Linked DNA regions of Mus musculus: all the other regions are linked to region 1. A link is a loop called in an ENCODE intact Hi-C map of the cell type or tissue named here. Cell type or tissue: heart. All regions are shown on one strand. Each heading gives the region's core, and the rest is flanking DNA. Links, peaks and the distances in the headings are about the cores only. Region 1 holds the start of Rrm2b (ribonucleotide reductase M2 B (TP53 inducible)). Region 2 holds the start of Gm41308 (a long non-coding RNA gene). Region 3 holds the start of Slc25a32 (solute carrier family 25, member 32). Region 4 overlaps Azin1 (antizyme inhibitor 1). Region 5 has its middle 28 kb from the start of Odf1.

Region 1 (6,069 bases), core at 728-5,727:
AGAGTAAATGTATAGGTGTGGAGTGTGAGCACCAGATTCCTGCCCCATGTAAGTAGAAGTAGCAAACTTAGGGCCAGGAAGGCAATGAACGTTCAGAAATGTGGCACAGGCGCTGGTTATGAGAAACATTTTGTAACACTAGACTGGTCTAAATTATTTGAACATTAGTGTGTTTGAGTTCAAAGGCTAACATCTGCTTCAGTATAATAGCTTGACTAAAACATTCCATATACTCTGAAAGAAGGCAGTAGTGTAGAACATAAATACATGATTTAGAATGTGTGAAACGCTGAGTTTAAGACCCAGTATACCCAAAGCTGTGTCCTAAAAGGTCTTTAATCTGAAATACACAGATGAAGAAGTTCAAAGACAATTTTGTGGATTTGGTTCTCCTGCCTTATGTGAGTTCCAGGGAGCAAACTCAAGCCACAATCTTGGTCACCTAACATTTTTGAATTAATGAATTGTGATGACCAACGTTAACTTAGGACTATGTTCACTTCCTTTGTCTGGTGGTTATCCTGGATGTGCCAGTGCCTAAAATATTTCTGTGGGAAAATGTTCTTCATACAGTTCTTGAAACTAAAGCAGACAGTCTGTATTATTGACTGCTGATTCATTTGAGCTAAGTGCTTTATTCAATATGGCTTTGACAATGTCACAGCTACAACAGCAAATACAAGGCTGAGCCACACTTCTAGACTGAAGCACAATCAGCTGTCCAGTTTAGAACGGAACTCTTCTGCCTACTAAGAATCCATTGCCAAAGGCTTTGTTGATTCCCTAGCTACCTGTATGTTTTTAAACCTGTAGTTAATATCACTCATTTACTGATTTAATATCCTTCACAGCTGCTCACTGGTGAAGGCATTTACACAGATGCCCCCCACTTTTTAATAGACTTATTCTATCTATATTGGTGTTTTGCCTGTATGTATGTATGTATGTATGTATGTATGTACGTATGTTATATGTATGTCTGTACTGCATGTATGCAGTGCCCATGGAGCACAGAAGAGTGTGTTAGGTCCCTTGGAACTAAGTTACAGAAGGTTGTTAGCCTCCAAGTGGGAGCTGGGAATTGAACCTAGAAAGAGCAGTTGGTGCTCTTAACAGCTGAGCCATCTCTCCCACCCTAGGAAGATGATGTTTAAAACTATTAACTCATTCTTTCTTGTATTCCCATTGCCTTATGTGATGCTTGCACTCTTCTGCACACAGCCTATTCAAATTGGCTCTAATCTCTACACTTCCAAATATGTAACCCTCCTCTCCACTGGAGGTCTTTCTGAATGGGCTAAAGAATCAAGGTCAGGGTAGAAGAGAAGCCACGATACTAGGAAAGCCAACTCTCAGTGAAGCTAAGCAAGAGGAGTGATTTCTGTCTTGTCTGCTTCTGAAATCAAAATGGCATTTGTTTATGACCACTGCTTATAGCTTAGTCTTTGGTTACTTTTGTACTTCAGTCTCTCAGGGGCTGAGAAGTGATGGAAAATAAAAAGTTGATTTATCTTGGTCTCTTGGACTACTGTGAGTAACATCAGCACCAAGGACAGAGGTCCCCACTGCTTCAAATTTGGGGTGATTAGCTGCTTTTGCAGAAGATACAAGTTTCCAAGTACCCTGTATCTCCAGCTCCAAGGCATTCAGTACCCTTTTCTGAACTCCATAGTTACCTACACACACAGAGATATAATATTCATATACTTTAAAAACATTTTTAAAGTCGTCTCCTTGCTTTAGTGTAGGTCCAAACAGGTTCTTCCAGGTACTAGAGGGAAAGTGCTGTCCAGTATCCACACTCAGCTGAGTGGAGGGTTGGGAGATACTGTCTGCCCTGTGAGAAGACCACGTGGAACTCTTCAGCAAGCTGAAGAGACCTAATTGAACAGAGCTGTGAAAGTTGTAAGAAATCAATACAAATGGAGCATCAGGAAAGCACTGAAGGAATGCATCTCCATGTCTGTGCTCTGAGAAGGGAGGGTTACTTGGGATTCCTCATATTACTTACTTGAGGAAGCAGACTGGAATTCTGTGCCACGCTAAGCATTCATTTCCTTCCAAAATAACACATTTCAGGGACTATTAAGCAGGTCGCCTTATCTGCATCTAAATGCTCTTCCGTGCCTTCATGCAGAATTACTCTTAAAAAATGCTTTGAGATGTATTGTTTTGATGACTTTGAATGAATGAATCCTTGTTTGTAGTTTATTTGCTATGCAATCTTTGGTAAGTTATCTTTTGTGAGAATGACTTTCCTCCCAGAAAACTTTATAATATATAAAAAGTTTTTACTCAGCATTTGATCATATTGCTCCAAGAAAGATAACTCGCTTCAGGTTAATTAAGCTTTAGAGCTTAAAGCAAAATTTCTATCCTGCTTTCTATTTTAGAGGCTAACCACCAAGCAGTTGCCAGATGTTGAAGTCATAACAAGGCTCTTTCCAGAATCTACTGAAAATCTCTTACTTCTTTTTCACGTTTTTGGTTTTTGGCTTTGAGACTGGATCTTCCCATCTAGCCCAAGACGACCTTGGTTTCACGATCCTCCTGCTCCTATCCAAGATGCTGGGATCAGAGGTGTTCAATACCATACTCAACTCTTCTTTCACCATATTATTATTTAATTTGTATATCTTATTTGTGTTTGTATACAAGAAGGGGTAGTGCTGGGGATTGAACCCAAGGCCTTGTACATCATCACCTAATGAGCTACAGTCCCATCCCGCTCATTATATTTTTCTGTCGTACTACCATATATGTACCATATGCTGAAAACATAGAAGCAATTCAACCAAGAGTATTGCCACCATCATTATTCACTGTCTTTGGCCCTTGCAATACAAAAGTGTTGAATCTCTTTACAACTTTAACCTTTGCTTTGAAAAGTATCCGTAGCAAGGATATTGGAGTCTACCGTATTTTGGTTGCTTAATCTTGGCTATTTATCTTCGGGTTCAGTTTAATCTGGAACATGAAAATTGCAGTATCGACTACAGGGAAATATCTCAAAGATTAATTCACATAAAGGGCTTAGCAGAATAGAACCTATCAGGTTGTGAAAGTTCAATAAATATTACTCAGTTAAACAATCACAAAGACTTCAAGGTATTTCCCAGGATTTAGCTATTTTTCCTACTCATTCTCAAGCTCCATTCACGCACACACTTTCCCCCTCCAGTTTCTCCTTTTGGTTGCTGAAATACAAGAGTTCCTTTCTCCTTGGAGTTTTTAACAGTGTCGACCTCCCACCCTGCTTTCCACATCCCATCCAGTGGGCAGCTCTACAGCCACTCTGGCAGTCTCTTGGACTGACTGGGTGCAACCTACCGTGTCGCTGGGGCACCACGAGGGCTAGGGAATGTCCCGGCGTGCCAGTCACCTCGTGTACCAGGTAGTCTGGCACAAGTAGGCAGACTGCAAATTCCAGTAGACGCTCTAGAATTCAGAGCAGATGACAGGCTGGGCAACAGCGCGGAAGCTGGGGGAGCAAGAGTGGGCGGGGTCATGCGACGCTAAAGAACAGGCTTGAAGTGCTCTGGTACTGCGGACTGAACTTACGCAGCCGTCGCCGGAGTGGGGACCCTGCTCAGTGAAGAGAAGCGGGCCAGCCGAGGAAGCAGAGTTCGGCGGCGAGGGGCGGGGCCAGCTGAGGTAGGCGGATCTCTGGCGGGGCGGGCCGGGGCCGGCTGAGGTAGGCGGATCTCTGAGACGCTGGGTGGAGCCGGCTGAGGTAGGCGGATCTCTAGGCAGTGGGGCGGGGCCGGCAGGAAAGGCGGATCTTTCAGGCGCCGAGAGTAGCGTGCCTGGGCGGAGCCACCGCAGAGAAGGCCCCTCAATGGGCCGGCTAGAACCCAGGACCGGCGCGGCAAGGCGTGCCCGGAGCAGGAGGAGGTTCGCACAGGACGATCTGATCCTACTAGGATTTGGTCGGCCGCGCTCAGTTCCTCAGCTCGGGTGGCTCTGGTGGAGTCTGCGCGATGGGCGACCCGGAAAGGCCGGAAGCGGCCAGGCCGGAGAAGGGTGAGGTAAATGTCGCAGTCGCTTCATCCTCCACCCCTGGGTCACGCCCGGACTTTAGGTTGCTGCGAGTCAGTCGCAGGTCCGCTGTAGAGTAGTATTTTATTCGTCGCCGTCAGAAACACTGTGCAGGCCGAAAGGAAGCGCCCTCACCTCAGGCTAGTGTTGGGGAGTCGGGAAGGGCGAGCATGGACGCTGTGCTGCTCTGCTCAGGGCGGAGCAGGAACACTCAGGTCCCGGCTGAGGAAGTCTCCGTGTCCCCTTGTTCTCCAACCTCTGCTCTCCAGTCTTTCTTTTCTTGTCGGGAGCCCTGGCGGGTGAAAAAGGGCTGTGACGGATCTACGCAAGAGAGGTGAACCATCAGATGCAGTTGAGGAACTCGTGTGGAAACTGATGCAGGTGGATGAGGGGAGGAGATGACAGGTGAAGGGAGGACGAGAAACCCTTACAACGAATAAAAGACTGGGAGACCAGTTTTCCTCACACCGAACTTCTAACTGAATCTTCGGGGTGTCTCTTCATTTCAGTAGTGGAAGTGTTTCTTCCTTCACAAAGAATGAAGTGCTTTATGCAAAGTGTTTAATAAATCTAAAATTAACCCGTGCTAGCAGAAAGAAGTATGTAATAAGAGCAAACAAAAATTATACGGCTTTATAGTAATGTAAGTTGTTACTGTGTAATTCCAACTCCACATTTTGGAGACAAATATTCTAAACCATCTGGAATACAAGTAATACTTTTTTTTTTTTTTTTTTTTTTTTTTTTGGTATGTGAGCCTGTTTCTCTTTGTGGTGTCTTGAAGTTAATACTGTGGCAAGTTGGAAGGGGCCATAAAAGTTTGAGCCCACATATATTCATGCTTATACTGGCATTTCTAGACAAAGATGGAGGTTCTAAGTTGATTTTTATTCTGTAATCGTTTAATAATAAATTATGTCTATCCCTTAATTTTCCCCTTGAAACAAAGATACTCAGCACCAATTTCTCCTTTCCGGCAATATTTAGACTTCTCTGGTTTGCCAATGACACCAGGAATCATTCTGGCTTAACACCTGAAAGTTAACTTTTAAAAAAAAAAATTACTTTTAATTCATAAAGACAGAGCAAAGGTTTAGACCTAGAATAAATTTTAGTGAGTACTTTTTTTTTTTTTTTTTTTTTTAACGAATCCAAGAGTTTTTGAGATTCGGGATATCGTAAGCACTTTGTTTTTTAGTTTTTTATTTTTATTTTGGATATGATAGGGCAGTGCGGGCTATTTGTATCAGAAGCATGTGGAGTGATTAATAAAAACTAAATTACCAAGCCTACAACCTGCCTTTGTAACAGGCACTTCAGGTGATCTTAGCACAGTTGATTTAAGGGCCATCTTAAAGGGAAATAAATGAGGTTTATTAGTCTCCTAACATGTAGATTTTTTTCCGATATTCGAACACTTAAGCCAGAATGGCGTTCCTAAGACTCATTACTAGAACTAGGTTCAACTTTCCAAGTTGTTGCTTCTAGTACAGTGTTCCACCAGCTTTTTCAGATTTGTTGATTGATACAGGAATGAAATGGTACACACACACACACACACACACACACACACACACACACATACATAGTTGCAGCTGCATGCACATAAGTGAAAGAGACACAATAGACAACCACATTGGAGGCATGGAGAATGGCAGTCTAGGTTAAACCACTTCAGGTGCTTACTGGGGAATCATAAGCTAGGTTTTGTCTCAGATGACCAGAAACTAAGACAAAACTAAATGCACAAGTTTGGAAAAGATGGTGGAGTCTTGCTCAGGATTACCTACTCCCCAGCTTTATCTCAGGTTCTCATCACCTCACCTTGGTGCAGCTACAACTTAGTTGTCTCTCTCCTTTCAGTCTTCCCTGCCATCCAGTTTTGTTTACCATTGGCAAGTGTATCTTTCATTAATTTAGTGATTTGTTGTTACTTCCCATACTAATTCTACAAGAAAAAAAATTTTTTTCTCAAGGTCTCAATTCTCAATAAAAAAATAATAAGGCCCACTAGAAAAGCCCAGGTGTTTT
Region 2 (6,069 bases), core at 392-5,391, 510 kb before region 1:
TGCCTGCCTCGCGGCGACCTCGCCCCTGCCGACTGGGGCACGGCAGGGCTGGGGACCACTCCCGTGCCTGCCCCTGGCGCAGCCTTCCCACCCGCTGGCCGGGCTGCATCTGGCTCGCACTTTGGAGCCGGATGGGGAGACGTGACCGCCGAGACTCAGGGCGCGCCAGGGACGGGTGGGGGAGGTTGAGCTTTGGGGCACCTGGGGCAGTTCGCGTTCCTCGGGGAGGGGAAACGGGCGCCCCAGCTCCCAGCTCTGCGTCCCCGCGTGCATTCTCCAAGAACGAGCTTAGCTTTTGGTTCCTCTTCCCGCTTCAGAGCCTTGCCTGGGATGGGGGCCAGGCCACAGGTCCTGCCCACAGTCACTAGACGAGTAAGAATTATTGCACTGGACTAGATGGACTTCATGCATTGCAGTAAATCTGACGGTGGGGGCTGAGTCCCTCAATTTCCTAATCTACAATTTGAGAACCTGAACTGTCCCGCCCATCCATCTACCCCGACCTGCAAATCCAAACACCGAGAGGTTTTCGGACCCGGGGCGAGGCGGGGGGGGGGGGGGGGGGTGCAATTGCCAGAATGCCTACCATCAGCTTCCAAGGAAGTCTAGCTATAACAAGGCATTTCCCAAGGACCTTGACAGTTCGCTTGCCCTCTACCCTCCCTGCCTCTCTCATCCCTCAGGGGAAAAAAAAACTACTGTGTGCTAGCTGCTTTTCAATCACAGGCTTTCTTGAGTTCAACACCAAACTCCTTGGGATTAGGGACCTATACCAGCAAAGCAAAAAGTCCCAAGACCTTAGAGCCAAAGGTCACTGAGTTGTCCTGTTTGTTTTAATACTGGCTGGTCCCAGTTCCAGCTTGGCCATTTGCTGCCCTCCTAGGGTTAGTGCCCTCCTAGGGCCTGTTTCTTAAGCTGACAAACGGAAACCACACTGCTTGGTTGTGACCAGATCTGGGGCACATGAGGAACTTTCTCCGTTTGCAGACCATGAGTCCTTTCAATATGTCAAGCAGTTCTTCCTGTAGTGCTTGAGCCTTCACACTTAGTAACCAGTGTCCTCTGCCTTGCAGCAGAGCAGCCTAATTAAGCCACATTTAAATACGGTGATATCTTTAGCCCAGTGGACAGGAAGTGGGGTAAACTCGGGGAAGCCTCTAAAATTTCAAAGTTACTAGTAAATCAGGATCAAGGGAAAATTGTCCAACCCTGTGCTGAACACTGATGGAGAATTTACCGCAAGATTCCCAGCTCCCACCCTCTGTACCTGGTGCCTAAGAATGCATGGGGGTGTGACTTGACTGCCATTGTCATAGGGGGTTAACCCCCCAGGGAGGTTCACAGTTTATCACCGCCAGAAGGCTATCTTAGGTGCCTTCCTGTTAGAACCTTTGGCTTCAGCAGCAGGGCGCATGCCTGGCAAAAACATAAGTCACGGGGAGTCCAAATGTTCCTGTCGGCCTCCTAGCTCCCATACCGTCTTACCAGAGATGAGGACTCCGAAGGCCAGGAGATCCAGCTCTAAGTTCCCGGCTGACACCGACTTGGTGGTGACTCACCTCAATCAGTGGGTCCGTGAGACCATATTTTCAGGAGGGAAGTCTCATGCCACACCTGTACAGTTTCCAAAGCACCTCTAAATAATTCCAAAGTGCTGTCAGTTGAGACCTGATGGTGTAGGTCAGTACAGTGACTGAAGGACAGAACAGGAAAAGTGTGAAGTATGGACTAAAAAGGATCGATCTGCGATCTGCACTCGGCGCCAAGTCATAAAAAGACATCCAAAGCTGAGGTTCCTGCAGCCGTGGCTGAGCAGGACGTGGGGTTCTTGGAAGGGACCCATCTGGGAATGCACGTGACTACCTGCCAGGGGCAGTGGGCAGACTGGAGTTTGCTCCAGGTCCTTCTGGGGCACCGTGGTGATTCTAAGTGCCACATCTATGCTGCTAGGCTGGAGCAGCTAATGCTCTGGGGTTCCGAGCAAAAGGGACTGCTTGCTGATTCTAAAATTTACCCTCCCGTTTCCTAGGGCGTTTAGGTGTTTGGAATGCCTTTCCTCCACCTGTCCACATTTCTACCAAAGCCCCCACCTTAACGCCAGCCCACCAGGGTTTCTGCGGCTGTGTTCCACACAGACCTCCGCCCCTTCCCATGACTACTTCGGGTGCAGGTTATCCTGTATGTGCATGCCTATGAAATCCTATTTCATCTTGCAGTATTGCCCTATCTGGGGTGGAAAGCCTTGCATTGAGGCTCCTCAAGTATCTTTAGAGCATTTGTCCCAGTTTAGGACAGGGTGGACACCACACAGACAATCCCTCCAGATCCACACCCTTTTCTGAGAATTCTCTGACCCCTGGCTGCATTTCCTGAGTGCCACAGGGCCTTGTGGCCAGCCATCATTGACAGGAAAGATCTGGAGCCAGGCTCTGAGCCAGCAAGTGGTGTCCACAGCCGCAGTGTGGCTTCCCTAGAGAGGGCTAGGGTAAGAGTGAGGCCAGGAAGGCACGGATCCAGTCCCCGGTGTGCTGCTGCTCTGCTCTTCCCAAACAGACCTTCAAGTCTAAAGACGGGACCAAACACCAGCGACCTTGGGTAACACCCCAGCCAGTGGACACCTAGGAACAGTTTTGTCCATCTGTCTCTGTGTGTGTCTTGGTCGCTCGCAGAAGGCTGCGCTGCAGGTGGCTCGAGCAGCTGCCAGCCATGCGGCTCCCCGCTGCAGTGCCCGCCCGCGCCCCAGCCTTTTCATGGGGGTTTTCCGGCTCCGGGCGCCCCAAAGCCACCCGGGCCGCGCACAGCTTTCTGATGAGTCAGCAGCAGCCGGGAGCCTCGAGCCGCTGCGGGCATCTGCTCCGTGACGCATCGTGAGTCACGGGCGCCCCGGCAGCCGCAGCCCGCCAGCTTCGCTGCAGCGCCGTCCCTACGGCGCCCACCGGGCCGGGCGCCCGCACCCGCACCGTGCATCTCCTTGGCTTCCCCGGCGCGGCCGGGCTCCAGGCTGACATCAGACGCTGGCCGCCAGGCCACCCTCTGAGTCAACAGTTTCCGAAGCGCAGCTTGCTGCCAGGGGCGGGGGAGAGCACAGCCTCCCGGGGAGGCGCGGTCCTCACCAGTCCGGCTGCGGCGGAGGGCGGAGGTGGGAGGTGGGTGGGGACTAACGGGGCCTTTACCAGAAGTCATGAGGCCGAGGGAGAAGGGAGGGCCAATGTCACCCCGCGGGGTAGCTGGGCGCCTTGGAAGCCCGCTGCCCCGGGCCACAAGCTGCAGCCCGCCCTGGGTGGCGAGGCTAGATCCGCCCCGAGGGCGGGAGGAGAGGAAAGGCGGGTCCTTGCTGGGAAAGGCCCCAGGCCAAGTTTCTAGAAGCAGGAAATGGACTGCCCTGGGAGACCTCTCTCAGCCCTTGGGTGCCAGGGGACCACTAAGGCTGAGACTTGGCCTCCAGCCCTTTGCTGGGGTCAGCTTTGAATAAGGCCTACTGCTGGGGGCCTGGCCTTGCTTGTTTAGGATCATACCAGAAGGGCTGGGGCCTCACTCACCTTACTCTCCGTGGGTTGCAGACCCTGTAGTCAACTGGGGAGGTAGGGAGGCACCCTTCCTCAGCTAAAGGAGATGAATGTACAAAGATAAATCGTTTCCAGGCCCTGGTATTAGCTGGCAGGTGGCTTTCCTGTTAATCGGGGCAGTAATGCTATGATTGAAAGGCACGAAAAAGAAGAGAAGAATTATGGGAATATGTAAAAAAAAAAAAAAAAATCACTGGAGGACTTAATTCTTCATCCCAAAGCAAGTTTCCAAAAGCTGAGGATGTGGCTTGGTGGTAGAGTGTTTGCCTACTGCAGGTCTAGTTCTTAGGAGTGTGTGTGTGTGTGTGTGTGTGTGTGTGTGTGTGTGTGTGTGTGTGGGGAGTGGGGGGATGGATTAAACTTTCCACTGAAGCCCTACATTTGTAGAATAATCTGGCCTTCCAATGGGTAGCAAGGCTAGGCATGTCTGGGTGCTTTGAGCTGCCTCCGCGTCTGCCCAGTAGCCAATCAGAGAGGCGGCTCTGTGTCTGGGAGGCACAAGGAAAGCAAAACATGAGCTCTGGGGACAGAAGATGATGCTTCGTGGTAGAATACTTACCCAGAAGGCACAAGGCCTAACTCTTCTCCAGCCAGAAATGGAACAGTCAAGGAAAAACCATAAGAAACATGCACCTTCTGGAAGCTTCTCTAACTCCAGCAGTTTTCCCTTACCAGGGCAAACAGGAAGGCAGGGTGAGGAGGAGCCAGGACACGGAGGACAGCAAATGTCTACAGGCGCTTGGTTTTCTCCCCTAGACCCGCGCCTCTAAGATCCATCTGGGACCGGGATGAGTAAGACTGTGGGCCCCAGCGGGAGTTCATGCTGAGCCGCTTTCCTGGATTTCACTTGCTGTTTTTCTCAGAGCCACCACTTAATTAATGGTGCCAGTCTGGGGAGGGAGGTGTCTGTGTCTCCCCTTGTAGGCAGGAGCAGGACAACAGCTGGGCTTTCAGAACCAGTCTGGATCTGTCCTGGCAAAACGTCATTGATGTCTTGACAGGGACTGTGTGAGCTTCCCCTTGCCCTGGGAGACTTTCACCTAGACTTCAGGCAGGGTGCACCTACTGCGTTTGGGCAGCCTTTTCCCCAGTGTGCTTTTCAAGGGTGGGCGGCTCATTTCTGACAATCCAATCTAGTTGGAAATAGCATTGAACTAGACTTCTAGGAAGTGTTCCCCCACCCCCCATCCCCTACCCACCCTCCTCATCCTCCTCCTCCTCCTCCTCCTCCTCCTCCTCCTCCTCCTTCTTCTTCTTTTTTCCTGAAGAAGACTTAAGAATGGCAGCTCTTGGGAAACAAAGGTGTCTAATTTGCTGATCTGGGACCAGACGTGACATCAGAGGAAGAAATAGTGTCCAGAGATGGTCTGGAAAGTGGGAGGGGTCAAGGCCCTAGGTCGCCCTTCAGGGAACATCGTGGGCTGGATCACTGAGGGTTCGCTTTGGATCAAGTGTAGGTGTAAGAAAGACTGCACAACTTGTAGCTTCTGCATTATCCAGGCTCAGAGCCCAAGCTCTTTGGAAGCAGCTTCTCCCACTTCTGCCTTGGGCCCAGCCCAGGTGACACTTACCTACTCTGTGTAGAGCTGTTTGCTCCAGTAAGTTTGAATGGCCCTGAGACCTCCACATGACTCCTAACATGCCTGGCTTGCCCTGCTGTGTTTCATGTTCCGAGAAGAAAGAACTTCATCTGTGCAGCTCACTCTTGCCGGGCCTCCTGGAGGAAGTGAGTTAGCTGCCAGCTCTGGCCCCCTCTTGCCTGCAATCTGCCCTTGGAAGCATTCTTTGTTTCTGACAGAGCTTCCTCTTTGCTGTGACTGCTTACAAGACAACCTTATCTGGGCCTTTGAACCCCACCAACTCTTCCTTGTCTGATCAAACAGCCCAGCATTTTCCACTTCACCGTTGACCACAGTGACCAATCAAATCAGAGAGCTAGATGCTTACCTATGTAGTTGGATCCAGGGCAGGGAGCCAGTGCAATGTGGCTGCACCTCACCGATACTCAGCCCTTCAGGAGCATAGTGAGCCTGGCCCGCTGAGCTCACTAGCTGTGGTAAAGGGCCAGTGTAAGTCTACATCTTGAAAATGAAGGGAGGGTGGGGGTGCTACTAAATTTTAATTATAAGATTCCTGGGGCTAGGTTGTAGCTAACTAGGAAATCATGGGTTCAGCATATGCAAGACCCCATCACCCCTATTATTATTATTATTACTATCATTAACAGTATTATTCTATAATACTGTTAATGATAGTAATAATAATGTAAAAGTGCAGTTGCTCGTATGCACAATAAAGGGCTTCTCAAGAACAAGTGTGTTAAGGCTGAGATAAACTATGAGATAACTGGCCAGGCAGTGGTGGTGCACGCCTTTAATCCCAGCACTTGGGAGGCAGAGGCAGGCAAATTTCTGAGTTCGAGGCCAGCCTGGTCTACAAAGTGAGTTCCAGGACAGCCAGGGCTACACAGAGAAACCGTCTCGAAAAAACCAAACAAACAAAA
Region 3 (6,069 bases), core at 417-5,416, 1.2 Mb before region 1:
AAAACAAAAACACACCTGTCTCAAAAACAAATAAAAGGGGGAAAAGAACTTGGAATAGATTATATACTTTATTTTCTTTTAAAAGTCAAAAGAGAAAGCATGCTATTTAATATTCATAACTACAGAAAAGCTTAACAATTTCAGAAACAATTCATAGTTAGGTCATTCTTAGAACTTTGCCATAATTAAGTCAAGGTACTTCTGCTACAACAAATGTTTTTACAATCTTACCTTTCCTTCTATAAATCACTATACCACACAACAGATGTAGGCTGTAATATACTACACTATTCTAAAGGCAGAAGCCAGTCCCCCCTTGTCAACACTATTCTTCCCCGGAAACACAACATACGGCTGAAATGAGGCTGTAAGTTCATTAGATATCACATAAACAGGTATTAGAGGGCCATGTTTGTCTGTAAACAGGGTCCACTATGTATCCCTGGCTGGCCTGGAACTCACTATGTAGACCAGGCTAGGCTGGAACTCAGAGATCTGTCTGCCTCTGTCTCTGGAGTACTGGAATTAAAGGCTTGAACCACCAAGCTTGGTTCAGTTGGGTTGTTTGTTTGTTTGTTTTTAAAGATAGAAAATCCACACTGATGTTCTAACTGTATCCCTGTATTGTAATGTAGCATCTAAACACCTACTTGTAGAGGTAGAGAACTAAGTTCAAGCCCCCTTATGGTCTTCTATAATTCAGTCTCGCTGTCTCATCAGCTTCGGGTACTTCCTGGAGCTCAGCTCAAGCACCTTCACTCCCTGTCACCTAACCCACCTTGCATTTCCTCCTATGCAGCAGCCTTTCTAGCAGGACTTAACCTTCACCCACATCTACCCAAACCTCACACCCCTTGAAAATATTCATTTTATCTTCTAAATCATAATCGCTGTATCCACTTCCAACTTCCCTCATCTAGTCACACAGAAGCAACTAACACTAGTGCAGCACCTGCCATACATCATAAGCGCTGGGTATGATAGCTTAAAACTCATATAAAACCACATATATTTGTGTAAGGTGCTCTTACACATTAACTAGACACATCAGAACTATCGAGGATATTTCAACAATAAAGCTTCACCAGTACTTACCCAGAATTTAAATCCTGCAGAAAACTTACAAGGAAATAACACTAAATAAAATATAACAGATGTGTTTCTTGCTTTATATTTTAAAGCACTCCAAAAATTTTATTTTCTGTTTTGCTATTATATTTCTATTATAAAAATAAAAATAGCCGGGTGGTGGTGGCGGCGCACGCCTTTAGTCCCAGCACTTGGGAGGCGGAGGCAGGTGGATTTCTGAGTTCCGAGGCCAGCTTGGTCTACAAAGTGAGTTCCAGGACAGCCAGGGCTATACAGAGAAACCCTGTCTCGAGAAAAACGAAAAAACAAAAACAAAACAACACAAATAAATAAATAAATAAAAATAGGGAGATACTGTTGAAAAAAGATGTTACTATAAAGTAGAGTTGTATCTCCTAGCATAAGATTCTGTGTCCCAGCTGTCACCCATTCATTCATTCATTCCGATACTTACAAAGTAGCTATTTATGTGAGTTATTGTCTAAACACTGCATATAGGAATAGGATTCTTTCCTCTCTTTTCAAGCTGATAGGAAAGCCTGCTAATCAGCATGAACCATGAGATAATGTGATAAGCACTGACAAATCCAAACAATGTGTACTGAAAACACAGAAGAGGACACTGATGCGCAGGATGGAGGGCACTTGTAGGGATAAGTATGTAAAGATACGTACATAAGTATAGCTCCAAGACAAAGCCTGAAATGCACCCACATTGGCAAGGGTAACGTAAGCCACTGTCTTAGTTAGGGTTTTACTGCTGTGAGCAGACACCACGACCAAGGCAACTCTTATAAGGACAACATTTAGTTGGGGCTGGCTTACAGGTTCAGAGGTTCAGTCCATTATCATCAAGGTGAGAACATGGTAAAATCTAGGCAGGCATGGTGCAGGAGGAGCTGAGAGTTGTTCTACAGCTTCATCTGAAGGCTGCTAGGAGAATACTTTCTGCTAGGCAGCTAGGACTAGGGTATTAAAGCTCTCACCCACAGTGACACACCTACTCCAACAAGGCCACTCCCTGGGCCAAGCACTATAAACCATGACAGCTCCATCCAGCAATGCACTGTTTGGTGAAAGTGGAAGAAAAAAAAAAGTAATGAGGTTCAAAGATTCAAAATAATTAACGTCAAACTCTGGGGACAAATCTACTTTTCATTTAAGAAATATTACCAAAAAAAAAAAAAAGAAAAGAAATTATTACCATGTAAAACACCTTGGGAGCTGGGGGGGGGGGCCATATACCACACGTTAGCAATGCTAGGGGGAGGAGAGAGAACCTTTAGTAACGCAGACAGGGTTTCTCTCTGTAGCCCCGGCTGTCCTGGAACTCACTCTGTAGACCAGGCTGGCCTTGAACTCAGAAATCCGCCTGCCTCTGCCTCCCAAGTGCTGGGATTAAAGGCGTGTATACGTAACTACTTCCCACTAGAGGAAAATTCTCACAAAGGACGTAGAGGTATGTGCCATCTGCAGTTCTGATCCTCACCAGCCCCGTGTGGACGCAGCCGCCTAGGCGGAGAGGGAAACCGAGACCAGAGCGCTGGCCTCCCGCCCCTTTTACTGCTCGAAAGCTGGCCAGACCCAAAGAATCCGGGAGGAGGCCCCTTCCTCTGTTCCAGTTCCTCTCACCTCTTTGTATGTCCAGCTTGGTTTCGCGGACATAGTTGTCAGGGTTTCGGCTCAGCATTTTCACCTTCATCTTGGCGGCTCTGGGTGTCGGACTCCACGAGCCTTTAAACCGGGCTCGACTTACCGGGGCCAGCACGCAGACACACTACTTCCGCCTTCCGCGGGCTTCCTGTCACGTGGCTCCGCAGAGTGGCAGCCGGATGGCTCAGCTGGACCTCGCGGCGTTCCGTAGTCTCTCCGGCTAGGAGCTGGAGGGGGCGGTCCTTCAGCTGTCGCTCGCGTCTTGACCCGAGGGCGAGCGCGCGCAGCTGTGGGCGGGGCCAGGCCTGCTGGGCGGGGCTAAGCAAGCTCCGCTCTGAGGTTTCTCCTACTCCCCGCTTTGCCGCGGGTGTGACTTGCCTGCAGCAGCGTCCCGGGCTCCGGTCCCGGAAGTGGGCTCGCGTCCTGCGGTTCCAGGCCCCGGGCCGCGACAGTCGCCACGGTGGCGGCCACTACATCACGCCCCACGTCGGCGGCGCTGGACGCCGTAGTGTCGACGAACCCGGAGCCCATGACAGGCCAGGGCCAGTCGGCTGCCGGGTCGGCGGCGTGGAGCGCGGTGTTCCGCCACGTCCGGTACGAGAACCTGGTGGCTGGCGTGAGTGGCGGGGTCTTGTCCAACCTGGCGCTGCACCCGCTCGACCTCGTGAAGATCCGCTTCGCTGGTAAGAGCCTGCCCACGTCCCGGGCGGCTTCCCTTGCTGCCAGCCCCAGCGAAGCACTTACACGCAGAAGAGACATTAGTCTCCCCAGACTCTACTACAAGGGGGAGAGCCCCTAAGATGATGCTGTGCACCCTGCGTTACCTGGAGCTAGGATTTAGGAAGGGGACCCCGGCTTTCCCTGTGTCTCCTAACCATAAAGGATAGGGAAAGTGGGTGAAGTTTGAGAGAAAGGAGGTTGTCACATTTGACCCTCATGTTCACGAGTCATTCACTCTTTGGGGTAATTTGAAGTCTTAGGGCAGCCACGTGTTTGGCTGTATAAAGTCAGACGAAAGTACAAGTGTGTGAGCCGGTGCTTTGTCACCTTCGGAGAGTAAGGTCATAGTTTGGGATTAAAATATTCACTAAAGTTTCTTTAGTTTGCAGTATTTAAAAATATGCATTGTCTGGTGAAGGAAGGAGGAGCTTCTACACTCTAAATAACTGTATTAAAGTGTGAATTAAGTATATGGAAATTAGCACGGCATTTTAGGAATTAATACCAAGTTGCATTACATAGGTGAGCCTTGGTAACTATTTAGAAACCATTTCTGTTATTTCATTTATTACAAACTAAATTTTTCCAGAAAATCAAATCTTTAGAGATGGATTTAGTAGAGCATTCTAATTTTATTCGATTTACTTGATGTATGTGTCTTAATGTTGAACAGTGGAGTCGAACTAAGAAGTACCAACAGTTTCTTATCGTTAGGAAACTTAAAAATGTAATTACCCTAAGATATATAAAAGGATTCTACACAACATGAAATCAGTTGCTAAGTAGAATAAATTCAAATACAAAATAAGAGCACAAATAGGCTATATAAAAAGACTATATAAGGAAAGCTGGGGCTGGAGAGATGACTTAGCCTTTCCACAGGACCCACATTGAGTTCTCAGCACCCACTTTGAGCAGGTGGCTCCCAACTGTCTATAATTCTGGCTTCAAGGAAACCTAACATCTCTGGACTCTGCCAGCACATGCACATACCCACCCAGGGGCACATATGAAATATGAAATGATAAAGTAAATATTAAAAAAATAAACATAGGTGGCTTGTATGTATCTGTAAAGGTTCCATATTAAAGTCCTCAACAGGATTAATATTTTGACAGCTAGAGGAGACAAGACATTCCGTGGTGGAGAATGTGTGGTACCTGTGGAGTGTATTCTAGAAAAGACACCGCAGAGAAATAATTCCATGGAGTTTGATATGCAACTATAAATAATTGTTATAATAGTTGCAAACATTGATAACTAACTTTGATTGAATGTATAATAGGCATTTATTATGACCTTTATGAAGCTGATAATGGTAGGGGTTGAGTAAGTTGTCCAAGTCACAAGATGGTAAATAGCAATCTGAGGTTTGGGTTCAGCACTTTCACTCTGAAACTACCCTGCACTTACCCTCTCCCCGTAGCACCTCTAAGTCCCTGCTAACAGTGACTTGAATGTGAATAGATAGTCTTGGACTTCTTGAGATGAAGGTCTGTGGCTTGGTGTCCCTCTGACACAGCTTTCTCTAGGAGCAGAAGATGAGGCGCTGAAACTGAGGGTTGGCCAGGTTGGGATTTGGACAGTGCTACAGAGCTGACTAGTTTGAGGAAAGGCAGTTCTTGGTACCTGAGAAGATTCATTACCTTAGCGTGAGAAGAGTATTGGAAACTTGTAGGGTAGATAAAGTGGTTAGTTACAGAATAAGGGATTAAGGGTAGATAGTAACTCCTAGTTGAAGTCCTTCCCACAGCAGAGCAAGCGTGTGTAGTGGTAAAGCCGGCAGTTTGACTGAATGGCGAAAGGAAGAACTGAGGAAGATGAACAGTGAAAGGTTGTGTCGGTGTTTTAGTTAGGGTTTCTATTGCTGAGATAACACACCATGACGAAAGCACCCTGGGAAGGAAAGGGTTCATTCCTTATAGCTTTCTCATCCATCATCCAAGGAAGTCAGGGCAGAAACTCAAGGCAGCAGCCTGGAGGAGGAGCTGATGCAGAGACTGGAGGAGTGCTGCTTACTGGCTTACTCCTCATGGCTTGCTCACCTGCTTCTTGTGTAACTAAGACTTCTTGCAGCGGGGGTAGAATTGGGGGCGGCATCCCCACCTCCACACTGTGGGCTGGGCTCATCCCTACTAGTAGTCAAGAAAATGTTCTAAACTTGCCTGCAGGCCATCTGGATGAAGGCACTTTCTCAACTGAGGTTCCTCTTCCCAAATAACTCTAGCTGTGCTGAGCTGACATAAACCAATACAGTCATCAATAGGCATCAGTACTGAATAATGCCGACATTTTGTGCTTCCATATAATTAAGCCCACTTATTAAAATTACTGTCTAGCAATGGTGAGGAAGGCTAATCCTGAATGCATATGCTGTAAAACCAAACAATTCATTGACTCCTAAGTAAACTGGAGCTCCAGTGTTAACAGTTAAAAAAAAAAAAAGTAAAAATGTTATGTGAGAAAGGTGAAGGAATTCGTTAAGCTTCATATGGGAAGGGCCGTGCTCACTGTGAATTGGTCCTAAGAAAAGTTACAGGGATGCAGAATTAGGCCTGGCAAAGTAGTGGTACCCTCTGCAATGAAACACAAAGCGGCTGAGGCAGA
Region 4 (6,069 bases), core at 661-5,660, 530 kb before region 1:
TCCAGGGGATTGAACTCAGGTAATCAGACTTGGCAACATTATGCCCTTAGGCTCAGCTAGCTCACTGGTCCTATTTGTTTTTAAAACACAAGTGTGGGGAAGCATTACCAAAATGTGAATTCTGTGACATAATATTGGTTTAATTAAAAGATAAAACTAATTTATGAAACAGTTTAAAAGGTATGTGCTCTTGGGTTCAGTCCTCAGCCTTTGGCAGGGGAAAAAAGGATAAAGTACTCAAAAAGTAATGAAAATTTTTCTGTTAAATGATTGTATTAATAAATCTTTTATAGAATGAAATGGCTTTAGTGCAAGAATTGGGTGTATCTCCAGAAAACATCATTTTCACAAGTCCTTGTAAGCAAGTGTCTCAGATAAAGTATGCAGCAAAAGTTGGAGTAAATATTATGACATGTGACAATGAGATTGAATTAAAGAAAATTGCAAGGAATCACCCAAATGCCAAGTAAGTGTATGCCGAAGTACTTGAAAATGTTGTTGCTACTTAGCATTAGTTTATCAAGCTATTGAACAGGAGCAATAATGGCAGAGTTGGTATGTATTTTAACTTATTTGGAATTTATGAGAAAGGTTGGCAGCATTTTACTTTCTGCCCACTTGTGATCATTTTTATGGAATTGAGATACAGCGATACATTCTGGGATATGACTTACTAGCTTAGCTCATGGAACAATTCCATGGTGTGATCATCAAATTATGGTCAAAGCTCTGTTTGTTCCTAAAAGTTTATGTATGTTCCTAGAAGCTTGTGTATCTTCTGCCGGATTCAGTCAGCCTGATTTCTCAACTGTGGATTCTCAGCCTTTGGGAGTCAAATGACCCTTTCACAGGGGTCTCCTAAGCCCACTGGAAAACACATATATTTACATCATATCATGATTTATAACAATTATGAAGTAGCAACAAAAATCATTTTATGGTTATGGGCACCACAACATGAGAAACTATGGAGCATTAGGAAGGTTGAAAGATAATGGTCTAACTTAGTGGCTTTAATGGTGTAAAGGCATTCATTACCCTGAAAACATTTGGATAAAGGTCTTGGGAAAATTACAAGAAACACTTGTTTTTCCTCAAAGAAATATGCTCAGTCTTCAGAAAACAGGCAAGGATTGGCTTCTTTGGCTCACTAGAAAATTCAAGGAAACTTTGGTAATTTTAAAGGCCCTTATTACTTTTTTTTTTTTTTTTTTTCTGGTTTTTTGAGACAGGGTTTCTCTGTGTAGCCCTGGCTGTCCTGGAACTCACTCTGTAGACCAGGCTGGCCTCGAACTCAGAAATCTGCCTGCCTCTGCCTCCCAGGTGCTGGGATTAAAGGCGTGCGCCACCATGCCCGGCCCCTTATTACTATTTTTATTGAAAGACATTGATGGCATTGCTGTTGAATTTTGGTAGATTCATGGACTGATGGACTTCATTTGGAAGTAATGTCATCTTTCGTTCCAGAGCCCAACTGATACTCATTCTGCTACAACAGAGTTTTTAACTTGCTGCATTTCCCATAATCCCATCCTTGCAAGCTTCATGCCTTAGGCCCTAATTGCTAGTTTTTTCTCTATACAGGATTGTTTTTCATTAGGTTCACTTGATTCATCCATCGCTGGATTTGGGAATACTGGCAACATAATCAACATACTTCCTACAGTCTTCAGGCTTCACATGTGCTGATGATGATGTAAACCAACTCTGCCCCAATCATCTTCCCCTTCTCTTAGGGTCTTACTACATATTGCAACAGAAGATAATATTGGAGGTGAAGATGGTAACATGAAGTTTGGCACTACACTGAAGAATTGTAGGCATCTTTTGGAATGTGCCAAGGAACTTGATGTCCAAATAATTGGGGTTAAGTGAGTATAATGTTTTTTTAGTACAGAAAAGAATAAAAAAAACATGTCTTTTCTTTTCTTTCTTTCTTTCCTTTTTTTTTTTTTTTTTAAGATAGGGTCTCACTATGTGGTCTTGGAGTTAGCTATGCAGCTGTGTAGATCAGGGTATCCTCAAACGCAGAAAGATCCACCTGCCTCTGCCTCCTGAATTATACTGTTATAAAAGTAAGGTTACATATTAGAGCCACAAAGTAATCCAGGATAATTGAATCTGTTGGCTTTGATTTTGCAGTGCTAGGCATTGAACTCAAGCCTTTGCTTTATCAAGCTATACTACATACCCATCTTCCTACACTATCTTTCCTTTTATTGATTTTCTTTGTTTTTTTTTAAACAGTCTTACTATATGGCTCTGGTTAGACTAAACCTGAGAGTCTGCTTTACTTCCAAGTGTTGGGATTGTTGATGCATTGTGTCATCATCATAATTTGAATGAGAGGAAATCCTCCCAAATTCTAATACTTTTTAAGATGATGTTCAACCTATAAATTGTACAGATCATGTTGATGTTTCTAATGTTGTTTTTTTGTTTTGTTTTTGTCTCTTAATCCCTCAATGGCACTTCAGTAAGTCAGACTTTGGAGCTAAGTATGGTGATGCCTATAATCCCAGCATTCAGGGATTAGAGATGAGGAAGATTATGAGTTTAAGGCCAGCTCTATCTACATGAGATCTTGTCTCCAAAAGCAGGGTGGGGGCGGTAGGCTTTATCTACCTACCTACCTACCTACCTTCCTTCCTTCCTTCCTTCCTTCCTTCCTTCCTTCCTTCCTTCCTTCCATGTGAAGAAACCAAGACACAATTGGGTGGTTTGGTGCTGGAGAGATGGCTCAGCGGGTAAGAGGACTGGCTGTTTTTTCAGAACTTCTGAGTTCAATTCGCAGCAACCACATGGTGGCTCTCAACCATCTTAATGTGATTTGATGCCCTCTTCTGGTGTACATGAAGATAGAGCACTCATGTATATTGATTTGGTTTGATTTGTTTAGGACAGGATCTTGCTCTCTAGAACTCTTAGATGATTCAGGGTTCAAATGAAGGCGTTTGTGATGTTATTTGATTGATGGTGCTTGTTACTTTGTTACATAAAAAAGTAAGTCATATTTTAATCCCTGAACTATGACAGTTCTGTGTTAGCTTTCTGTTGCTATGGAAAACAGGAAGGAAAGGGTTTTTGACTTATAGGTCCATCAAGGAAAGCTGAAATAGGGACTCAAGGCAAGAACCTGTATAGAGAAACTGAAGCAGAGACCACAGACCAGTGTCTCCTGGCTTGCTCTCTGTGGCTTGCTCAGCCTACCTTACACGGTCCATATAAGTGACATTATTCATACTGGGCTTGTTTCTCCCATTTCAATTAAAAGAATTGTGCCCCACAGATATGCGCATAGACCAATCTGATGGAGTCAATTTCTCACTTGAGGTTCCCTTTCCTAGGTAACTTTAGTTTATATGTCAAGTTCAGGAAAAAACCAAACCTAGCATGCTTTAATAATTGATGCCTGACTTAATAAAATGTACTTTTGTTTAGAGTTACACTATTTTTTGAACATTGCAGCATAACTTGGATAATTAGATTCTATTCTTTTTGGTTTTTCGAGACAGGGTTTCTCTGTATAGCCCTGGCTGTCCTGGAACTCACTTTGTAGACCAGGCTGGCCTCGAACTCAGAAATCCGCCTGCCTCTGCCTCCCGAGTGCTGGGATTAAAAGTGTGCGCCACCACGCCCGATTAGATACTCTTGTACCAAATATTTGTTAAAGTTAAAAAGTATATTCAATAATATCGTCATGCTGAGTGATAATTGAAAGGAATAACTGAAAGTGCTTCAAAGCCATGCTTCTTTCAATTACTACCTTATTTCTTTCAGATTTCATGTTTCAAGTGCTTGCAAAGAATATCAAGTATATGTACATGCCCTGTCTGATGCTCGATGTGTGTTTGACATGGCTGTAAGTTCTTTAATTATTCTCCTGTTTTCAACCAGGGTATTAATTCATTTCAGAATAGTTTTTAACTAGTATGAACTAATTGTTGCCTAAAATTAGTATAGTACACACATAATTTGAAAAGTTTTTTTTTTTAGATTTTGTATATATGTTTTGCTTGCATGTATGTATGTGCACCATGTTTTATACCTGGTGCCCACAGAGGTCAGCTCCTGGAACTGCTGTAAAGTTGAGAACTGAACGCAGGTCCTCTGCAAGTAGCAAGGGCTCTTAACCACTGAGCCATATTTTTAGTCCTGCAATCCTGCATACCTGATTTTTATCATTTTATTCATTTGTTTATTTTATGTTTTTCCAAGCAGAGTTTGTCTGTGTAGCCCTGGCTGGCCTCAAACTCAGAGAACTGCCCACCTCTGCCTCCCAGTCCTGGATTAAAGATGCTGGTCACCACACCTGGCTTTTTGATTTTTATACTAGAAAGATTAAAGCTTCCATACATTAATAGTTTCGGTGGGCAAAAGGATGAAGTAGAAATTTAATGTCTTAAAAAGAAAGCACAGGCAAAGTCAAGGAGATAAATCCATAACATTTAATCTCTTCCTGATAGTAAGAATCAAAGATGCTGAGTTTTGACAGCAGACATGTGCTAGTAACTTGAGTACTGAGAAAGCTGAGGCGAGAAGATAAGTTTGAGGACAGCCTACATAAAGACTGTCTGGGAGAAACGTGTACAGCTAGTCATAGAATAAGAAACAACAAAAAAAAAAAAAAAGTAAAAAAAAAAAATCAAAGTTATTGTTATTACTAAAAGTCAGAAATATTTACCTAACTAAGAAGATGAGATTTGTTTTTGTTTATTGTTTTTATATACATTGCAATTTGAAAAACTGAGGTTTTTTTGGTCTCTAGGGAGAGTTTGGCTTTACAATGAACATGTTAGACATCGGTGGAGGCTTCACAGGAACTGAAATTCAGTTGGAAGAGGTAAATTTTTTTTCAGGGGTTGACTATATTGGGATAATCTGCTTTCTTTGCTACATGGTATTTACCTAGATCAGAATTTTTATATAAGCATAAACTAAGGCCTCTAACATACCTGTCTTCAAATTGCTAAGAAAATAGACAGGAAACTAGACATAGTTACTTTGAACTAATATGAACACTACCAAATCACAAAGCCACTCACTTGTTGATTTGCTGATGTGCTAAGCACCAAATTCACTCTCATAAGCTAGGCAAATATTCAGCTACTGAGCTATACCCATAGCTCATAAAATGTATTGTTTTGAATTGTATTTTTTGTATTATATGTCTGTCACACATGAACTCCCAACTTAGTGACTACAATAGCAAGATGGATATCACTCCTGTCTCTATTCTGTGATGTCTAGAAGGGACCAATTGAAATTTTACTTTTCTGTTTGTACCAATTGAGTACAGTATTAGAATTGATTTTTTTTTTTTTTTTTTTAAATTAATGCTGTTGTGACTGTTACCAAATAACAGTAAAAGCTTGCTTAATTGAAAATCCCTGCTAGGTTGGAATTGAATAGTTTTCTTAGGGAACTTTTAGTGGTTTTTCAACATAGCATTCTATAATCCAGTATTGAAATTTAAATCTGTAATTTGAATCTCATAGGTTAATCATGTTATCAGTCCTCTGTTGGATATTTACTTCCCTGAAGGATCTGGCATTCAGATAATTTCAGAACCTGGAAGCTACTATGTATCTTCTGCGTTTACACTTGCAGTCAATATTATTGCTAAGAAAGTTGTTGAAAATGATAAATTTTCCTCTGGAGGTAAGTTATAAAGTGTATATCTCATGTTTTAGATACAACCACACCACCTTGTGGTTTTTTAAAAGCTTGTATTTTGTTACATTCCTCTTGTATTGGATGGAGAATCTACCTCTTACTTTACTAGAGCGTCAGACCAATTCTTCAAGTCTACCCTCAAGTCAAACCAACAGAAATTGGCCTGTGTCATTGTAGAAATAATGGCTTACATTAATAAAATCAATTATAATTTTCATTATGGAATAATCTTCTATAGAAAAGTTGTCTTTCTCACTACTGTTTTTTTCTGATTTCCCTTTTTCCTTAGGATTCAGTCCAGGACCCCATTGCGTGTGGGTTTTTTCTCCTTTTCATTGTTTACTTTGATAGTTTTGAAGAGTAGGCTGTTTTGAGTTGATTCTTCATCTTGGT
Region 5 (6,069 bases), core at 642-5,641, 290 kb before region 1:
ATGAAAACCACTTTTTATAGAGGGTACTTTGGTAAGTCTCAAAACCTAAATTTCATACACTGTTGATTTAGCAGAGACATTTAGAATTTTATCCTATAGATAGATTTATGTAAAAAAAAATAAGAAAATTACAAGTAACTGCACATCCGTGATGGAGGCTTGGCTAGTTCCTGTGTGATCACATCCACTGGTCAGGCCAGAGATTGACTTTCTTCATTTTAATATGGAAAGCGCATGCTAATGTGAAAGGATATGCTAATGAGAAGATATGCTAATATAAAGAATATGCTAATATAAAATGATATGCTAATATGATCACATATGCTAATATGAAAGCAAAGGCTAATGAGAAGCTATGCTAATATGAAAGATATGCTAGTGCAAAATGATATGCTAATGTGAACACATACGCTAATATGAAATGATATGCTAATGTGAAATGATGTGCTACTATGAAAGCATATGCCAATATGAGAGCATATGCTAATATGAAAAGCATATGTTAATGTGAAGATGGGGGCAGTGACTTTGACTGCATTGGACCATTTCCCTGTAACTGGTGACTTTTTGGAGAGAGGACAGGCCCTTGTGCTGTAGCCCAGACTGTCCTGAAACTCATTATTTAGCACAGGGTGGCCTCAGACTCCCTAAAACCCTCCTACCTCAGCCTCAAAAATACTGAGATTCCAAGTGTGAGCCTCCGTGCTCAGCTGACATTCAGAATTGTAAACTGTGCCCCACACCTTCCCTAGTCTTGTACCGTCCCTCAGATTAAGTCGGGATTTTTCTTTCCTCCACACTCTTCCCATCTGTGCTATTGTTCATGTTGTTCAGAGTTCATACTGAACTAAATTGAGTGACACCTCCTCCAGGAAGCCCTCACTGGCTCTCCAGATGAAAGTGAGTTTTCATCCTGTAAACTCTCAAGTACTTTAATCATTTGATGGAAATCTTTGGGGAGGGTTCTGAAGAGAAGAAAAGAAATTGATATTTACTGTGAGACTACTTTGTATCTGGCGTAACAAGGCTTTCTTCCAAGCTTCTTCATCTAGTTTTCTAAGCATTTATGATTCCACCATAAAGCATTCCTTGAGAGTAGGATTCAGAGGTGGTATTCCGTGTAGTTCTTCAAAGGCATGGCCTAGCTCAGTTCATCCAAGGAAATGATTGATGAGCCTCTCTGACACATAAGGATTTATGCGTGGTGCTGGCCGGAGCAAGGCAAGCAGGACAGGGTCTTAGCTCTCCAGGCATGACCTCAAAACTCTCAGTGGACATAATAAAAAGGTGAGAAGAGAAGGCTTACTGGAGGACGGATAATGAGTGTGTATCTGATTAGGTGTGGTTTGATGCCTACCTACAAGATAAAATTATACACAGTACTGATTTGCATCTTATCTAAGGCAGTAGCCTTTCCCATGTGCCATGCCAGAGTTACAAAGGCCTCCCATTCAGTGTCTTTCTAGAATTGTACCGCTCGGTGCTGCAAACAACAGATACACATGCACTTCTAAATAAGAAAGAGACAATTAAATAAAAACAAATTTCTTCCTTCCTTCCTTCCTTCTTTCTGTTCTTCTTTTCTTCCAAGATAAGGTCTTCCTATGTAGCCAAGATTGACCTCTGGCTCACCTTGTAAACTTAGCTGGCCTTGAACTTATGATCCTCATGTCTCAGTGTCTTACGTGCCGTCACTTAGCTGCAGTAGTCAACAATAGCAAAAAGTAGGCACTGGAAAGTCTCCAGAGCTGGGAGAGGTTTATGGTCACCGCATACGGCAACTACGTTGGATGGCACAGACTGGGGTGGCTTCATAGGAATGGTCCTGATTGACGTGTCTGAATGCTTGACAATAAACGAGGGGTACTGTTAGGAGGTGTGGCCTTGTTGGCAGAAGTGTGTCTCTGTGGAGGCAGGCTTTGAGGTCATATATACTCAAGCTACATCCAGTGTGGGCCACAATGCCCTTTTGATACCTGTGGATCAAGATGTAGAACTCTCGGCTCTTCCCAAGCATCATACCTGCCTGGACGCTGCCGTGCTGCCCACCAAGACGATAAGGAACTAAATCTCTGAAACTGTAAACCAGCCCCAAACACATTTTTCTTTGGAAGAGTTGCCTTGGTCATGGTGTCTCTTCACAGCAGTAAGACCCTAAGACACAGATTGTTTCTGTCACTGTAACAAATTCCATTTCATGGTGGCCTTCAAAATAAGCATGGTGGCTCACACATCTAATATGAATACTCTGGAGGCTGAGGCAGGAGAATCACTGGGAGTTCCTAGCTTACTTGGACTACAAAGAACAAAACAAAAGCAACCAAGCAAAATACACTAACTACAGTTGTTGTAGCCGTTTCCATGAGAAGTATGTAGGGGGTGGCCTGTGGAAGGATTTAGATAGCTGGGGACAATATTCCTTCTGCTCTCAACGGGACCCATCCCTCTCTTGCACAGTGACCTCCTTCCCTAACCAAGGCCTCCTGGGTTCTTTCTTGAACCAGAGGTTGGGGTGCAGATAACCTGCCTGCTGTCTGTCCCCGGGTGTTGCAGCACACCTCCCGTTCGCCAGCGTGGTGCCTGGCCCGAAGGAGACCTGGGCTCACCGCTAGGGGGTGATGGAGCCCTCCTTTAAATTCTAAATAAAGCCAGAGAGGCTGAGAGCTCCCAGGTCTCTCTTTGCTCCATCCCCCACAGCGTCAAAAACAACACAAGAAACATTCAAGAAGGAAAGCAAACCATGCAGACAGCATTGCCTCTCCAGATAGCAGGGTTTGCACCCATTTCCAGGTAGGGTGAACCAAAAAACCAAAAAAATCAAAGCAGAACTCCCACCGCAAAGGTGAGAAATGGCGCCTCTGTTATAGTCTGTTCTGCATTACTCTGCATTAAAATACTCCTCTAATAATGGGCCCGCTATTCTCTAGGAGGCATTTGACAAAACAAAACAAAAACCTGCGGCCTTTTCTAACTCCACTTGACAGTCTCTTTTTTATTGTATTTGTCACATGCTTTAAGGTCTAAATTAAGAAATAGAAATGCAGTCACGGGGGCTGGTGAGATGGCTCAGTGGGTAGGAGCACCCGACTGCTCCTCCAAAGGTCCAGAGTTCAAATCCCAGCAACCACATGGTGGCTCACAACCACCCGTAACGAGATCTGACCCCCTCTTCTGGAGTGTCTGAAGACAGCTACAGTGTACTTACATATAATAAATAAATAAATAAATCTAAAAAAAAAAAAAAAAAAAAAGAAATGCAGTCACTGGCTTACTTCTTGACAATTAGCATGGCTTCCTGCTCTCGGAAGCCCTCTGCGTTCCCGCACAGTGGTGCCCCCTAGTGGCGGAGCCACTGCCTGCGCTATGACAGCTCCTTTACCCCTTTGGCAATGCTTTATCGGAATCAAAAATGTCCCCATTTTCCTTGGATCTCTCAGATCTTTCCGTTCACTGCTCGATGCATTCGGTTTATCTCGTCTTCAAAAACTAAAATATTCCGTGTGTCTTCATATCGAGCCAGGAATGGTGGTGGTTCATTTAAAAAAAATCAAAAAACAAAACAAACAAAAAAACTCGCCGGGCCGTGCTGGCGCACCCTTTTAATCCCAGCACTTGGGAGGCAGAGGCAGGCGGATTTCTGAGTTCGAGGCCAGCCTGGTCTACAGAGTGAGTTCCAGGACAGCCAGGACTACACAGAGAAACCCTGTCTCGAAAAAAATAAAATAAAATAAAATAAAAAAACAAAAAACTCTTCCTGTCTCTATGAGGGCCTGCCTGGACACAGGCAATCCGAGTCCTGTCTTACCTTTCCCCTCGCACCTCTCTGTCTTATACCACACTCTGCTTCTATGTGCAGGGAGAAGGTGATGATGGGTGATAGGTGGGCAGAAAAGGCCTTGCTTGAATCCTATGGTTCTGGCTTGCTTGGCAGACACACTACCTAACCCCTCTGGCCCCTGGTAGAAAGGAGGCACTCTCAGGCACTCTTGCCTGTTGGAAATGGGGCTGTTTGAAAGCAGCGCCATTCTCCTACAGTGCAGGCCCTCAGAGCATTCCCTGAAAGCTTCCTTGGCCTGCTGATGTGCTGACAAGGGAGTGTTTCAGATTGCCACTAGCCACTTCTACCAGAGTCCTCCTTGCATGAGGGCTATGGGCAGACGTGGTTCCTTGGTCTTTCAGCCACATGTGTGTCACCGCTCCAGCTTGAAACAAACAAACAAACAAAAAACAACAACAATGTCCTGGGGAATTCAGGTCCTTTTGCTTGAGTGGCAAATGCTTCATTGACTATGCCCCACCCTCTCAGAGTTTTACCAAGTTCTCTTCTGCTAGTCCCCCGCTTTATCCTAGGCTGTTGCTTACAGTCTTAGTTTTGTGTGATTATGAAATGAATTATACCTCACCCCATCTCACATATTCAAATCCAAACTCCTAATATTTCAAAATATAACTGGTTTTGAAGATAAGCTCTACCCCCACCCCACCCCTGCTCTTTGAGACAAGATCTCATGTAGCCCAGGTTGTCCTGGAATTCCCTGCCAAGCTGAGCCTGGCCTTGAATTATTTATTATTTTTTATTTAAAAAGTGTTTATTATTTTATGTATGTGGATGTTTTGCCTGCATACATTTCTGTGTAGCACCTATGTGTAATGGTCTGGGAGGCCAGAAGAAGGCACGAGATAACCTGGGACCAGAATTACAGAAAAGTAATTCATGTACTTTTAGCCTCTGCTTCTGTCCCAGACTCCCTCCCAAAACTAATGTCAAGTTGTCTTGTGGACTGCGGTCATCTAGAAATCCTCCTGAAGAGAATCTACTCCCAAGCTCACTCTGTGGCTGTCATTGGTGGCCCCTACTGATGGGTGGGTAGAGGTGATGTCAATTCCTCACCATTGAGTGTCTCCATGGGGCAATTCTTGGTGGGGTGGCTGACTTCACAGTGAGCAAGGAACGGATGGGCTCAGTGGAACACAGCCTTTAAAATTTTTATTCCTTATTTATTTTATGAGATGAGTATGGACTTGTGCATGCTGGGAAAATACTACCGAGCTACAGAACCAACCACAGCCCAATCTTCTTATAACCCAGCCATGACATTTGGGGTATTCCATTCAGTAGAGGCAAATCAAGAGGCTCAGCCTACACACGAGGGGAGGGAACTGCACACACACACCCATGCCCGTTCGTGCACACACAACTTTTAGACAACTCTGATCCCTGGGTGCTGGCCAGAGGGGCTCCCCAGCAGAGCAGTCTAGCATCCTTCTTAGGGGCTCCTTAGCTTGCTTAGCGCTAAGCTTAGTTTTGACATCTTCAATCAAAACAGAGGATTAAGAAGGAGCCTGTAACATTCCATTGCACTAGCAAGAGAGAAGAAAGAGTGTGGGCTCACAGCTTGACAGATTTGGCAGGGAAAAGATAACAGGATGTCTCAATGGCTCTGTTTTCCAGTGAACCAGGAATTGTGGTTGCTAGCTAGAATTGAGTCATCGAGGGTGTGGCAAAGATTGCAAACTGAAACACAAAGCCACATTTCCTGGGGTTCCTTTTCCAGTTTATAGAGTGGCCCGGCCAGGAACTACATTTCCCAGAATTCCTCAAACCTGGGGCACCACGTGAGTAGTTCTTGCCAATAGGGTAGGGGAGAAGCAAACCAAGGCATTTCCTAGGCAGGGAGCCTAGCAAGAGGCTTCTCTTTCTGAGCATAAAGCATTTCGAGACTCCAGGAAGGAGTCACAAGATTAAAAGGCACCTGGACCACAGAAAGACAACAATTAGGAAGACCTGCTCTGGGTTTGTGCATGAGCAAGGAACACGAATTATTTCTCAAGCCACTGAAAATATAGTTTGATGACGGCAACAGGTAGGGGTTACCATAACAATCCGACCTCATGGGCTCGAAACTTGACAAATAGCACACGACTGTCAATGAGTGGACACAGGGCAGCTGGTAGTGGGCCCGGCCTGAAGAGTCTCCCTGACCTTGGCAGGACACTGGATGGTGGTGACCCATTATATAGTTCCATTGCCCGGGTTGGGCAGAGCTGCCTAACTGTGACCCCAGAATC

The links. Peaks named below come from ENCODE experiments on the same cell type or tissue, not always from the same donor. Only the 100,000 strongest peaks of a DNase experiment are listed, where the experiment ranks them.
Region 2: a loop joins it to region 1, with 2.0 times the contacts of the local background. A loop is called at or near these places in 3 of 42 quality-filtered maps.
Region 3: it touches region 1 in a loop (3-fold over the local background); 3 of 42 quality-filtered maps call a loop at or near these places.
Region 4: a loop joins it to region 1, with 4 times the contacts of the local background. A loop is called at or near these places in 6 of 42 quality-filtered maps.
Region 5: it touches region 1 in a loop (4-fold over the local background); 2 of 42 quality-filtered maps call a loop at or near these places.

The regions. Positions count from the first base shown.
Region 1 is chr15:37,958,803-37,964,871 of GRCm38, reverse strand. Rrm2b (ribonucleotide reductase M2 B (TP53 inducible)) reads left to right here and starts at 3,817. Exons shown (of 9, transcript NM_199476.1): 1 at 3,817-4,028. The coding sequence starts at 3,981. Gm49085 (a long non-coding RNA gene) reads right to left here and starts at 3,714. Exons shown (of 2, transcript XR_003951596.1): 1 at 3,331-3,714. In heart, for the core only: no CTCF peak of the experiment used is centred there; a DNase peak (open chromatin) is centred at 3,831; H3K4me3 peaks cover 1,951 bases; H3K27ac peaks cover 1,587 bases.
Region 2 is chr15:38,467,716-38,473,784 of GRCm38, reverse strand. It overlaps Gm41308 (a long non-coding RNA gene), which reads right to left and starts at 557. Exons shown (of 2, transcript XR_001781662.1): 1 at 1-557. In heart, for the core only: a CTCF peak has its summit at 3,024; DNase peaks (open chromatin) are centred at 924, 2,464, 3,194, 5,304 and 3 weaker places; H3K4me3 peaks cover 2,592 bases; H3K27ac peaks cover 4,829 bases.
Region 3 is chr15:39,109,704-39,115,772 of GRCm38, reverse strand. Slc25a32 (solute carrier family 25, member 32) reads left to right here and starts at 3,057. Exons shown (of 7, transcript NM_172402.3): 1 at 3,057-3,425. The coding sequence starts at 3,272. It overlaps Dcaf13 (DDB1 and CUL4 associated factor 13), which reads right to left and starts at 2,899. Exons shown (of 11, transcript NM_198606.2): 1 at 2,722-2,899. The coding sequence starts at 2,791. In heart, for the core only: no CTCF peak of the experiment used is centred there; a DNase peak (open chromatin) is centred at 2,992; H3K4me3 peaks cover 2,098 bases; H3K27ac peaks cover 1,342 bases.
Region 4 is chr15:38,493,066-38,499,134 of GRCm38, reverse strand. Azin1 (antizyme inhibitor 1) reads left to right here. Exons shown (of 12, transcript NM_018745.5): 5 at 294-466; 6 at 1,737-1,871; 7 at 3,781-3,862; 8 at 4,769-4,843; 9 at 5,499-5,661. Among named protein-coding and RNA genes, the nearest start is that of Mir6951, 5.6 kb to the right of the region's middle. In heart, for the core only: a CTCF peak has its summit at 2,851 (motif pointing left); no DNase peak of the experiment used is centred there.
Region 5 is chr15:38,244,564-38,250,632 of GRCm38, reverse strand. No RefSeq gene overlaps it. Among named protein-coding and RNA genes, the nearest start is that of Odf1, 28 kb to the right of the region's middle. In heart, for the core only: CTCF peaks have their summits at 2,608, 3,140 and 3,340 (motif pointing left); DNase peaks (open chromatin) are centred at 2,612, 3,362 and 5,572; H3K4me3 peaks cover 4 bases; H3K27ac peaks cover 12 bases.